Linked DNA regions of Homo sapiens: region 2 is linked to region 1. Evidence: chromatin contacts called from ENCODE Hi-C or POLR2A ChIA-PET data. All regions are on one chromosome and are shown on one strand. Each heading gives the region's core, a stretch centred on a gene start or an enhancer-like site at or near the end of the contact. The rest is flanking DNA. Distances are from core to core; before and after follow the strand shown. Region 1 has its middle 42 kb from the start of LINC03080. Region 2 overlaps MEF2A (myocyte enhancer factor 2A).

Evidence for each region. Hi-C counts contacts between places; a loop is a spot of excess contacts on that map. ChIA-PET counts read pairs that join two places held with the same protein, here RNA polymerase II (POLR2A). Pooled maps may share reads with other maps.
Region 2: a loop to region 1 is called in a pooled map, with 2.4 times the contacts of the local background. The contact joins two enhancer-like sites. A Hi-C loop is called at or near these places in 2 of 168 maps with a recorded cell type or tissue (Calu3 and IMR-90) and 7 of 50 pooled maps. POLR2A ChIA-PET finds 5 or more read pairs at or near these places in 3 of 52 experiments (CD4-positive, alpha-beta T cell, PC-3 and PC-9).

What each region holds. Positions count from the first base shown.
Region 1 is chr15:99,474,233-99,480,030 of GRCh38, reverse strand. No RefSeq gene overlaps it. Among named protein-coding and RNA genes, the nearest start is that of LINC03080, 42 kb to the right of the region's middle. RefSeq lists silencers at 3,153-3,447, 4,633-4,927 and enhancers at 4,355-5,030, 5,031-5,707. Within about 2 kb of position 3,395, at least 23 of the 41 ENCODE cell types and tissues checked have a DNase peak (open chromatin) inside an H3K27ac peak, as active enhancers do; they include PC-3, where a contact is called at or near this core.
Region 2 is chr15:99,704,686-99,710,831 of GRCh38, reverse strand. MEF2A (myocyte enhancer factor 2A) reads right to left here. Exons shown (of 12, transcript NM_001319206.4): 10 at 3,977-4,103; 11 at 72-198. Among named protein-coding and RNA genes, the nearest start is that of LYSMD4, 26 kb to the left of the region's middle. Within about 2 kb of position 2,076, at least 24 of the 41 ENCODE cell types and tissues checked have a DNase peak (open chromatin) inside an H3K27ac peak, as active enhancers do; they include PC-3, where a contact is called at or near this core.

The DNA of each region.
Region 1 (5,798 bases), core at 2,146-4,645:
CTATCACCACCACAAACCAGGCATGTCTTAGACACAATGATCTGTACATTCCCTGTGAAATTGAGATGTCATTTCAGGGAGAAAAATCCTAAATTTCAACAAGCTTTAACCTAACTTGAGAAATCACCGAATTCAATTGGTTTTCCATGGAAATGACTAGGTTACCTTTTGTTTTTTTGTCATTAGGGAGAAATGGGGACTAAAGATAGGAAGCAGTTTCTCATGGAAAGGCAAATAAAGTTGAATCTTTGCACACATGAGAGCATGGGCCATGGCATTTGTGCCTGCTCCATTATTATGGGTAATATATTGTTATTGCTGGGGAAAAAAAGCTTACAGATTGTTTGTCAGAAGTGGGATAGCATAGAGATGAAGTGCATTGGCTCATGGGTTCAAATATGAGTTCTGGCCTTTGCTAGCTGGTGTACAGGTTAAATAGGATCAAATGTGGAAATGATCAGCTCTGTGCTGGACACACCATACATTCACAATAAGGTTAGCAGCTGTAAACATCCACAGCTCAAATGAAGATCCAAGGAGTTTAACCTCCCATCTGGTGCTTTTTCATTACCCTACCCTGCAAAGCTCTTGTCATCGTGTTTCCACTTTTAAGATTAATGATGATAATAATAATAATGATGCTAGGAGAAGAAGAAAAAGGAGGAGGAGGAGAGGAATTATCATTAATTGAGCTCCTCTAATGTGCTGGGCATTTTACATAACTCACCTCATTCAATACTTAAAACAACTCTGTGAATTGGGTATCATTATCACCATTTCACAGATGAGGCAATCAAGGCTTACTGAGGTTACATAACTTGCACCAGGTCATAGGAAGTTTGAAAGCACATCCATATTGAGATCCAGCGCTGGCCCTGTCATCCACTAACTGTCAGACCCCGGGTGAGTTGCCTGACCATGCTAGGATTTGCTTTCTCTGCCTATAAAAGAGAAATAAAAATAGTACCTATCTCAAAAAGAAAAAAAAAGTTCATAAATTATTTGACCTTCTTCCAACCAAGAGGTGGGATCTCTGTCCCTCCCCCTTGAATCTGGGCTGACCTTAGTGACTTACTTATAACCAAATAGAATGGAGCTCAACTTCTAAGGCTGCTCAGAAAAGGCCATGTGGTTTCTGCTGGTTCTCTTGGAACAGTTGCCTTTGGAGCCCGGAGTGACACATAAGTTAAATTGTGTTATCCCCCCAAGTTTTTATGTCTAAGAATGTGAAATTATTTGGACATAGGATCTTCATAGAGGTAATCAAGTTAAGATGAGGTCATTAAGGTGGGCCCTGATCCAATATGACTTATTGGATTATGAATTTCCCCCTTATAAAAGGGGGAAATTTGAGTAGAGAGACCCACATAGAAGGAAGATGATGTGCAGACACGGGGAGAAGATGGCTATCTACAAGCCAAGGAGGAAGGCCTGGAGCAGATCCCTCCCTGACAGCCTCAGAAGGAACCCACCCTGCTGACAGCTTGATCTCGGATTTCCAGCCTCCAGAACTGTAAGGTGATAACTTTCTGTTGTTCTAAGCCACCCGGTTTGTGGTACTTTCCTATGGCACCCCTAGAAAATGAATATAATTGTTACACAAGAAGTCTGACTACCCTGAGGCCCATGAGGAAGCCCAGGCCACATGGGGAGGACGCTTCTGTGTATTCTGGTGACAGCTCCAGCTGTGGTCCCAGCTGACAGCCAGCATCAACCACCAGACACGTGGGCAAAAATGTCTCCAGATTGTTCCAGCCCCCAGCTGTCAAGTCACATCCCCCAACCCTTGTTTTCAAGCGTCCCCAGATGAAGCCCTAGACACCATGAAGCAAGTAGACGCTGTTGCACCTTGTCCGAATTCCCGAAGCACAGCATCTGTGAATACAATAAATGGCGGCGTTATGCCACCAAGTTTGGGACTTTATGCAGCAACACTAACAGGAGTAGCCTCACACCTAATGAGGGCCCCAGCCAGGCTCTGAGCCAGGGCTCTGGCCGTGGACTGCAGGCCTTTGCTCTGCTCTCTCATGCAAGCTCAGCAGCATTGCTTTCTCAGAGGGTGCCCAGGTAGGAAGATCTTTGCTGAGTCTTCTCTCCAGGGAAGCAGGGCTGGCCCACGTGGGCTTAGACTCTGGTTCACCTGTGGTTAACCTCCTTTCAGGAAGCCATCTCCCCAGCTTCGTTCTCCAAGCTTGGAGAGCGGGCCAGGCTCCTGAAGGCAGCCATCAAGTGTGACCTCATCGAAGTATGGCTTGAACCTGTTCTCAGGGTCATTTGGCTGATGAGTTTGTGCAACATCAGGGCTGTCGGGAGGCAGAATATGAGCTGGATGTCTGACCACCTGGGTTTAAATTTTGGCTGTGCAACACTAGCTGTGTGGCCTTGGGAAGTTATAATAACCTCCCTGAGCCTGTTTCTTCAACTGCAAAATGGGGACATAATAGCACCCACCTCATAGGGGTTCTAGTGAAGCTCAGACAAGCCATTTTCTTGTGAATCATGGAGCAGGGGTCTGCCTAGCACAGGGTCAGTCCACAGCCCATGTTAGCTACTGTTGCTAGTCATCAATATCAACTGTTTACTTGTAGGGATTTGTTTGTTCTCTCCAATGCAGACTATTTTAGTGCCTGGAAGCATCCTTGCGAAGGAGAAAAGTAGCTTAAAATAAACCCAAGAATGTTGAGTTCTTTCAAAAGTTAATTTACAAAATAAAAAGGTTCCAGACAAATCTAAGGTAGCATTGTTATTACGGGTTTTATTGTTCCAAACAACCTTGAAAAACTAACTCTGGAGCTCCAAAGGGTAGCAATTAGGCCTCTGGTGAGAGCCCTCAAAGTATTTAAAGCCTTGCCAAGGCACTCATGGCTTCACTTCCTTCCCCATTTTGTGGTCGCCGTGTCTGCCTGCATCCCCCACCAGGGCCCAGGCGGGAGCGTGGGGAGGGCCGCGCGGTCTCCCCGCTGCTGCAGGAAACGCTGCCTGCTGTCTGAAGACTCCCAGAAAGAGAAGGCTGAGAGGGTGACTCAAAGTGAACCATCTCCTCCCCCAACCCACGTCCCCCACCCTGCACGCTGCACCGTGACAAGACCCCTCTTCTGAGCCCAAGACTGAATCACGGCTCAGGGCCCTGGGATGCTCACACACCCCTTTGCCCAGCGCTGGCCAAGAGATCCAACTGCACGGTGGCTTCATGGGTCTGAGCTAATTCCCTCCTGAGCTGCAGCTTACCCCACGGCAGCACTTCGTCAGAAACAGTCTCTGGGCTTGCTGCTGGCAGGCTGCTTGCTGGCTGTGAAGTCTTCATCCTGCTCTATGCGAGGCAAGGCTTGTCCAAATATTTGGCTTGATCCTGCTTTCTGATTCATCATGTGCAGGAACCTCCGTAATTTCATCTACTGCGTGACTCAGACAAGAGCTGAACACAAGTGCCGTGCACCGGAGCCCCGGAGCCTGCACAGAGGCCAGGCCTGCATCTTCCCGGGCAAGCCTCCTGGGCTTGGGGAGAGATGCTGGCACTCTCAGGATCAGCTAGCCTGAGATTAAATCTCTTTTGTCTGAGATGATTAACAGAGCCCCAAACACGCCTCGACACAGGGTGTGAGGTGCACTTTGTACCTTTTCCAAGATTTTTTTTTTCTTTTTTAGTGCTAAATCCATTTGCATCTCATAAATTATACTGGCTTCCAAAATGAAGTGTTCCTGACAGCCGCAGGCAGGGTGTGGGTTCCATTGAAACGCTTTTCCCTGTCGTCCCCTCTCTCACTCTGAGACCCTAGAAGATATCCTGCTGATCTTCTAAAGGAGGAGGGGAGGCAGTGAGTGACCTAGATTTCAAATCAGAAAGACAGGTAGAGCCAGCTCGCCTGTCTTCAAAAGGCTGCCCGTGCACTGGGTTCTGGGGTTTTGGAAGGAGCCAGAAGGAAGATGTTCCCCGGGCTCCTACCCAGATGCTCCTGCTTATAGGTAACGTGGTCATTTTCTCCTTCAGCAGGTTTTTCAGCTTAAGAAAGGCCACAGGTTGGGCCAGTGGGGCCCGCGAACCCCCTCGGTGCCCCTAGGTAATGCTATCTGGGGTGGGGAGGGAGGGGAAGTAGAGAGTGATTGACAGTAGAGGTGAGGCACTCCTTGTGGAGGTGGTGGGGCAAGGGAAGGGGACCTCCGGACAGGGGGTCTGAACCCTCCTTCCACCACTCTCCAGCTCTGTGGCTTTGGACAAGTGACTCGCCCTCTCTGAGCCTCTGTTTCTTCATGCACTCATTCATTTCCTGGGTATCGCGTCTGTGCCAGGGCTAGGCCACCCCATTGGCGCTTAGGTTCTAGACATTACACAGTCAACACAGCCCTGTGCCTCTAGAGCACGTCCAGTGGTGGGTGAAAACCAAGCAGAGGACAGAGTTTGGTTCAGGCCAGAACCACACGGCCGTCAGTGAGCTAGGCCAGGGCTGGGCAGACGAGGGGTCCAGCACAGAAGACTGAAGAGGTGCAGCCAGGGAGGCAGGAGGGACCCAGGGAGAGTGACAAGAAAGGGGAGAATGCACACCCCACACAGTGGGAGCTCAGGACATGTCGCTGCTGCTGTTATTATTTGATCGCTGTCAGTGGGCGTGGCAGTATGCTTGGGGCGAGGATGCTGAAGGGAAGGGAAAAGAAGAGCTGGAGGAGGGTGGCTTCGCAGCCAGGGTAAATAGCACAGCCAGATGGCTGCCATCATTTCCCGCCACTCCAGTCGCCCTCCTGCCTCCAAGTCACAGGCAGGCTTCACTTTGCGCCATGACCCGAAGGTCAGCAGGCTGGGGTTTCACAAGTGGGCGTTCCAGGTCCGGGGCCCGCACAGGGAGCACTCCGTCCATGGTCAGGCCTCCAAGTTCCCATCCAGGAGCAGCTGCCGGAGCTCTGGCCCATCCCAGGGGGCCCCAGCTGCTGTCAGCCTGGAGTGGGTCAGAGTGTGGGGGTGAGAGAGGCAGGCCCACCGGGGACAGGGGCAGCTGTCCTTGCCCTAAGGATCTGAGTCACACTCGGGCCAGGGAGCCACGGCCAGGGGCACTCCAGGCTCTGCGGGGGGGGCGTGCAGAAGGTGTGGTGTGTATAGTCACACATGCATATGTCAATGTAGTGTATGCGTATACTGTACGTATATGTGATTCTTTTATCGGTATATTCATAGGTTTATTGAATTTCCATATCCTAGATAGTGGCTATCGTTTATCACCTTTTTCTAAGCAGGGAGAAACAAGACTCAGAGAAGTCCAAAGAAACTAAGCCGAGAAGCAGACAGCAGAACAAAATTTCAAGCCCCACGTTCTGCGCCTTCGGGCAACGGCCATGAAACAAGAGGTCACAGCCGCGGAATGGCTTGAGCCCCAGCTCTCATCACAGATTTCGTTATGCTCCAATGGTAGAAACAAAGGGAAGGTTTTGTGTCTCCTGTTTTTAAGGTTGAGAGAGAGCCATAGAAGGGGACAGAGCTTAAACAAGGCCCCCTCCTGCCTTTCTCCTGCGTAGGCAATGCTGGCCCAGTGGCCCCATCCACTGGGTGTCCCTGTGCCCTGGGCTCCTGGAGGAACCCTGCTGACCAGAGGAGCTCCCCGAAAAGCCCACACTCAGCACTTTTCACCCCCTTCCCTTCCCCTTTCACTTCCTGACACTATTTGGGGCTGTGTCTGCCTCCTCCAAGGGCACAGCGTTCCTCACTCATCTGGGCGTCCCAGGGTGCCAGGCACGATGGCCTGCGATGGGGGCTCACTCTGGTCACTCACCTTTGTATCCACAGGGAAATGGGGAAGCTCTGCAAACCCGGG
Region 2 (6,146 bases), core at 827-3,326, 230 kb before region 1:
GCTGTCACTGATAGGAAAAGAGAGTGTGTAGGCCAGGAGTAAAGATGCAGGGAAAACTTCTAGTTACTCACACAAGAGAGCTGAGGGCTGCTTGTCCTAGGTGGTGCTGCTGCCAGGCCGACACCTGTCCCAGCGACAGCATTCCTGGCGAGTTGAAGCCTTGAAGGGCTGACAGGTCAGCGCTGGTCAGTGAATAATCTACAAAGGAAGACAAGAGGGCTCTGCATATGATGGAAGGTCCATACGGAATCTATTTTTTACGTAGCTACTGCAAAAGTTCCTACATTGAGGCCAGCCATGCTGGCTCATGCCAGTAATCCCAGCACTTTGGGAGGCCAAGATGGGCGGATCACTTGAGGTCAGGAGTTTGAGACCAGCCTGGACAACATGGTGAAACCCCGTATCTGCTAAAAATACAAAAATTATCCAGGCGTGGTGGCGCATGCCTGTAGTCCCAGCTACTTGGGAGGCTGAGGCAGGAGAACTGCTTGAACCCGGGAGGCAGAGGCTGCAGTGAGCCGAGGTAGCACCACTGCACTCCATCCAGCCTGGGCAACAGACTTCCTCTCAAAAAAAAATAAAATAAAAAGTTCCTACATTGAGAGAAGCCAGATACTTCACAACAAAACAACATACATGTGGGTCTAAAATCCGCAAAATCTTTTCTTGGAAGATTTACAGGATCTAGCAATATTTCTTTGTCTGGGATGATTCAAATAAGAGGCCATCATTAAAGAGTGTTCTGTACAATTGTTACTTTAAATATGCCTGCCACTACCCTTTGGAACAAAGAGAAACACTCAACCTCAACCAGAGTGAGTTTGAATCAGCAAGTCTTAATGAAGCAAGGGGTTGGGGGACAGGGAATAGGGGACAGGAAAGACAGAATCCCTACATGGGGTGCCAAGCTCAGTGACATCATTACACAATTAGTAAGCGCATTTGTTTAAAGTACCTAGACTGTCGCAAACTCCCTGACAGCATGCAAGAGTTTCAACTTCATGAAAAAACTCGGTGTCCTAGAGTATACCCAGCTCATATCATATGAATGCTTCAGTCGTAATCACTGGGACCAAGATTTAGGACGTTAGTTATCACTCACACGGGGAGTTATTTCAGCTCATCATTAACACTTGTCTTTCTCACTTGGTTCCAAAGAGAGGTGGCAAAACTCTTCTACTTTTATCTTCTTTCTCATGTCTCAAGAGAGGTGTTTAAAGAAATTGGTCTTCCTAGTGAATTAACATTTTAAAAAAGGAACGGAGTTGAAGCGACACAGCTGGTGCTCAGGGCTGTCCTGACTCTGCCCTTGTCATTCTATACACTCCCATGGGCTGGGGCAAGGACCCGTCACACTGACGCCTTCCCCAGTGCTCCCTCCGGCCCACAGTCTCCTTCGACCTCTAGATCTTTTAAACGACCTAGTGCCATGTCCATTTGGACGCCACTCCAAACGCCACACATCTGACATGGCCCATCCTTTCCTGCAAACCTGTTCCTCCTTAAGTACTCTTAGTACATGGCACCAACATGCACCCAGCAGCTCGTGCAGAAGCCCATGGGTGTTATCCTTGCTACTTCCCTTCCCTCTCACTCCCAACATCAATTTCCAGGTCTGAGCAATTCTATCTGCTCTCTCTCAAGCCTGCCCAGGTCTCACCATCTCTACTGCCACCTCTCTAGTCTATGCTATCAGCACCCATTGCTTGGACCACTACAGTAGCCTCTGATGTGGCTTCCTGGCATTGCCTTTTAACCCTATATACAGCAAAGACATCTTTTTAAAATAACAAATATGGTCATGGCACTCCTCTACTTCAAAAGTTTTTTATGGCTCCCCAATGCTCTCCGGACAGTTTCCAAAATCCTTGACATAGTCTACAAATCATTACTTACCTCTCTAGTCTCAATTCTAACCACCCACGCTCTGTCCCCATTCCTTCAGCCCCGTCCCGCCCGCAAACTCCTAGCCTTTGTACAGGCACACCCTCTCCCAAGAGCACTCTGCCTCCTCTGCCTGGCTGAGTCACGCATGTTCCTTCCTGTCCGAGCTGAGACACAGCCCTTGACACAACTGCAGCAGCTTATCCCTAGAGCTGTGTGTCTTGTGCCTTCCCCCCAGGCTTCACTGCTGACTGCACTCCTGCATTTCCAGTGCCTGGCACAGTGCCTGCCACACAGCAGCTGCCTGATAAATATTTGCTGAATAGATGTGGAAATAAGTTAAAAACAACATGGTAAACTTCAAACAGAGTAAGTGTTACGAGAAAGAGAAGAAAGATAAAGTCGGTCAAAAGGTGGCATGAGACTGACGCTAAGCGACTGATGATTTTGAGAGCCTGCCTCCATTTTTATATGCTTTGGTAATTTCTTTTATACTTTTAAAAAATAAATTCCCAATTCAATGGCATTTCTAAAAATAAGTATAGTGGAATTTCTAAGTATACTGAAAAACCTGTAATGAAACGGTCAGTAAACCATAATCTGACACCCAGTTCAAGCTCCCTCTTCTCAGCCAATACACCTTTGAACAGTATAGCTTTGCCCTCCCTTCTCAATTCTCAGAGTATAAATTCACAATCACAACAATTCAGGACTTCCCCTCCACGGTTACCCACTTAGGTATGTCCTGCCTCCTCACTTGGAATAAACTTGGAGAAAGCTATGTCCCTAGTACAGTCTCTCACAGAGCAGGTGATCAATGCGTCGAAACAGAATTTCTATGAATGCTTCATCCCTGGCTTTACTCTGGAACCTTGTTCTGTGCAAGGCACTAATAACAGGCTATGATTCACAATCCCTAAGATAGTATGCAGTTGACAAATTTGGGCATTATTTTTCATACTAACGGTTGGAAAAGTAATGGATATTTCCTAAGAGACTTTTTTTTTTTCAATAAAACCTTTTATTGTTGATTCTGTTTTAAAAGAACTTCTTAGAATTCAAGTGGCAATCAAATGTTATCAACGCTCTGTCCCCTCACGTAGCTGCGGACAGCAGTTTCAAAGTTCTGTGCCAAAGCATTTACCCTGAAGGCTAAAATCAGACCATCTTTACCACAGTCTACTTATGACACTCAGGAGAATCATAATAACTTCTCTGCATTGCAGTCTCTGAGTAATGGGCAAGGGAGAATTGAACTACTGCCGTCTTCCTCTGAAGCATCAGGTGTTTGGCTCAGCTGATGAGAAAGCGAAACCACATGTGTTTTCCACTCCTTCTTAGATTGGTAAATTTAAATGAAACCAGCTGCCCTCGATTCTCCATACAGTCTGCTTGGCTAAAAGCACTCCTACGATCACTGTAATATTCTTAAACTTTCCTAATACAACCCCAAATTAGGGCATTTTAAGATGAAATGCCTAAATAAACATAAATGAAGGAAAAGCTCCCCTCAAAGGCAGAGTGACTGGCTCCGAGGAGAAATCAGAACAGCCCTTGTTTTGCCCCTCAGGTGCACATGACATGGACCAAGCTAGTGGTTACAGGGAGGAAAACAGCCTGTTCGACACAGCCAAACGTCGGCCACCTCCTGAAGTCTCAGGTCCAAAGGGATTCATGTCTTTCCCAAAGCAGGTTAACACAGCATAAAGACAAACATCTTATTTTAAAAGCCTGGAAAAGCGTGATACTGTATGAAGAGAAACTACATCAGCAATACTCAAGCAACAGGCTGCTCCCCTCTTGGCTTGATGCATGTCACCATTTTGCTATCATCCACGTGGCTTTGTGTCAGGGGTTAAGTGAAAGTTCACACTGGAGAAGCCGGAATAACTTACTCATCGCACTATCCACACTATCCATTTTGTTTGTAATTTTTTCAAGGCTAGCACATTGAAAAATACATCCTAATTTAAATCTAAAAAACTGGAAATAGTTTATTTCAATAAATATACTTAAAAAAAATCACAGAAGCACACGTTGATCACAAAACAGAGAGCGGTAAAACCTACGGAAGGCACCAGAGCAGGCTCACCAGTGTTGTAGGCAGTCGGCATTGCTGAGTACACAAGTCCTTGCGGAGGCAAGCTTGGGGTTGTCACAGACACGACTGGGGTAGCAAGAGGTTGAGTGGCTTGAGAACTACTGATCCTCTGGGTATTCTGTGAGATCAAAAAAGAGAAAATGTGTTCTGATGTGGTATTTATGTTGACTTAAAAATCACTTTCAATTTAAGTGACATTTTTCACAGTTTCATATGAATGTCATTTTCTGAAGCACTGATGATGTGAAAACTTCAAAAATACTAGTGAGAATAACTAAATATTTAATTTGAAGGGTCCTATTTTTACATTAATTCTTTTAAAATAGTTGATTAGTGTCAGACACCCCACGTTAAAATAGGAACTTCTGTTACAGGCATTAGCACTTCTATTTGTTGCACAAAATGAGGACTTGATGCCACTACAAATACTGTCAGACTCCCCTAAATGAAGTATGTGTAGGTTTTAAATACCTGATGATGGCAAAGGTCATCTGTATATATAGGGATTGTACGTCTATGAGTATAGGAATCAAAACTACTTTTCTTTGCGGTATTATTTACGTGTTAACACGGTTTGAAGTCATGGCTTATTGGGTGCAGCTTGTATTCTTATTTCTTTCTCTCCAATCATGCAGTTGACCTATTTTTTAACAACAGATTCGGACATGTATCCCTTCATAGTCCCCTGGCCTTCTGTAGCAGAGGCTTTGAGTAGAGAATTTTGAATCAAGTACTGCCGACAGGGCAGTGGAAGAGCAATATTAAATGCTTTTTGCCAACTGGATGCATCTGTGTAGCATCCTATCCATGCTGGGAATGGATAAAAAAAATTCAACTATTAAATAATCCAGTTAGTCTAAGACAGTCATTGTCCTTAACGTGTAGGAGTACGACAGAAGCAGTTTCTCGCCAAACTGGCTTAAGGTAACGGTTTTTGAAAATCAAAGATCAGAGGAACACAACAGACTCTGTGTCACTAGCACATAAGAAAGCCACAGCACAACTCTATTTGTTTTTTATAAATTATGTTACAGCCTGATAACTGACATTCGGGGGTCTGAGCCAAATCAGTAAAGTATAATTCAGTGCCTTTGAGATTATGAAGAGTTAGAATGTGATTCCATTTTCTCTATCACAATTTTCAAAAGGGTACATCAGACAAAAAGGCCTTTGGCTAGATGTAGACACTTACAAACATTCGATGAGGATCCTGATCTCAGTTTATTTCTTTTTAATTTCTACTTTCTAACCTAGGTTAGAAGATGTGAGAAAGATCATGTGGATGTGGATGTATTGCCTGAGTTTCTGTCCCAGATTCACCATTTCCTAGGCATTGGGAAAATAATTTGACCTCTCTGAACTTCTTCATTGTCAAATAAAGAAGATATAGCAATCTTTGTCCTGGCTGCCTTGCACAGCTACTGTGAGAATCAAATGAGGTTACTATGTCAGAAGTGCTTTCATAACTGAAGTACTACACAAATATAAGATAATATCCTTATTGTCCTAAGAAACCCTCTGTCCCAAATTTCTATATAACTGGTGGGAAAAAAGATACATATTTTTATTCCTTCTAATCCATAGCCTAGTCTACTGCAGCTTTCATGAAGTCAAGTTGTTCTAGTATTGCTCGGCTTCTAAAGGAATCTGTCGCTGGTCTTAACAGTACAGTCTTTAGTGCAGGCCCCAGGGCACCTGTCCTTCTGCACTTCGGATCAGAGTCATCCACAATTATACTTTAGAGCTCAAGGCAAGCTGAACAACTTTCTAAGTTGTAACGGACTGTGCTTCTGATTATATTTTGGTTCTGGCACATAAAGTTCTGCATTTTTAATTGATTAAGTTTTAAATAATATAAATGGCTGTTTATAAGTTTTTAGGTATGTATTTTAAAGTCTTCAAGGACCTAATATATTTATCTCTGAGGTTCTGTAATTACAGATGTACTCTGAGGAATGTGGAAAATCAATGTATGCCAGTTCGGAATATATTTTAGTCTCAGCATCAAGTTTATAAATTTAATGACTTTTCGAGATAGAGATCTACTTTGGACTTAATTTCTTCTTTAATATTTAGTCTGGAACTTCATAAGTCCAATCACTAGGTGAAAGAATACAGTATGACATAGTTTGGCCTGGACCCTACCTACTCCATGGCATCA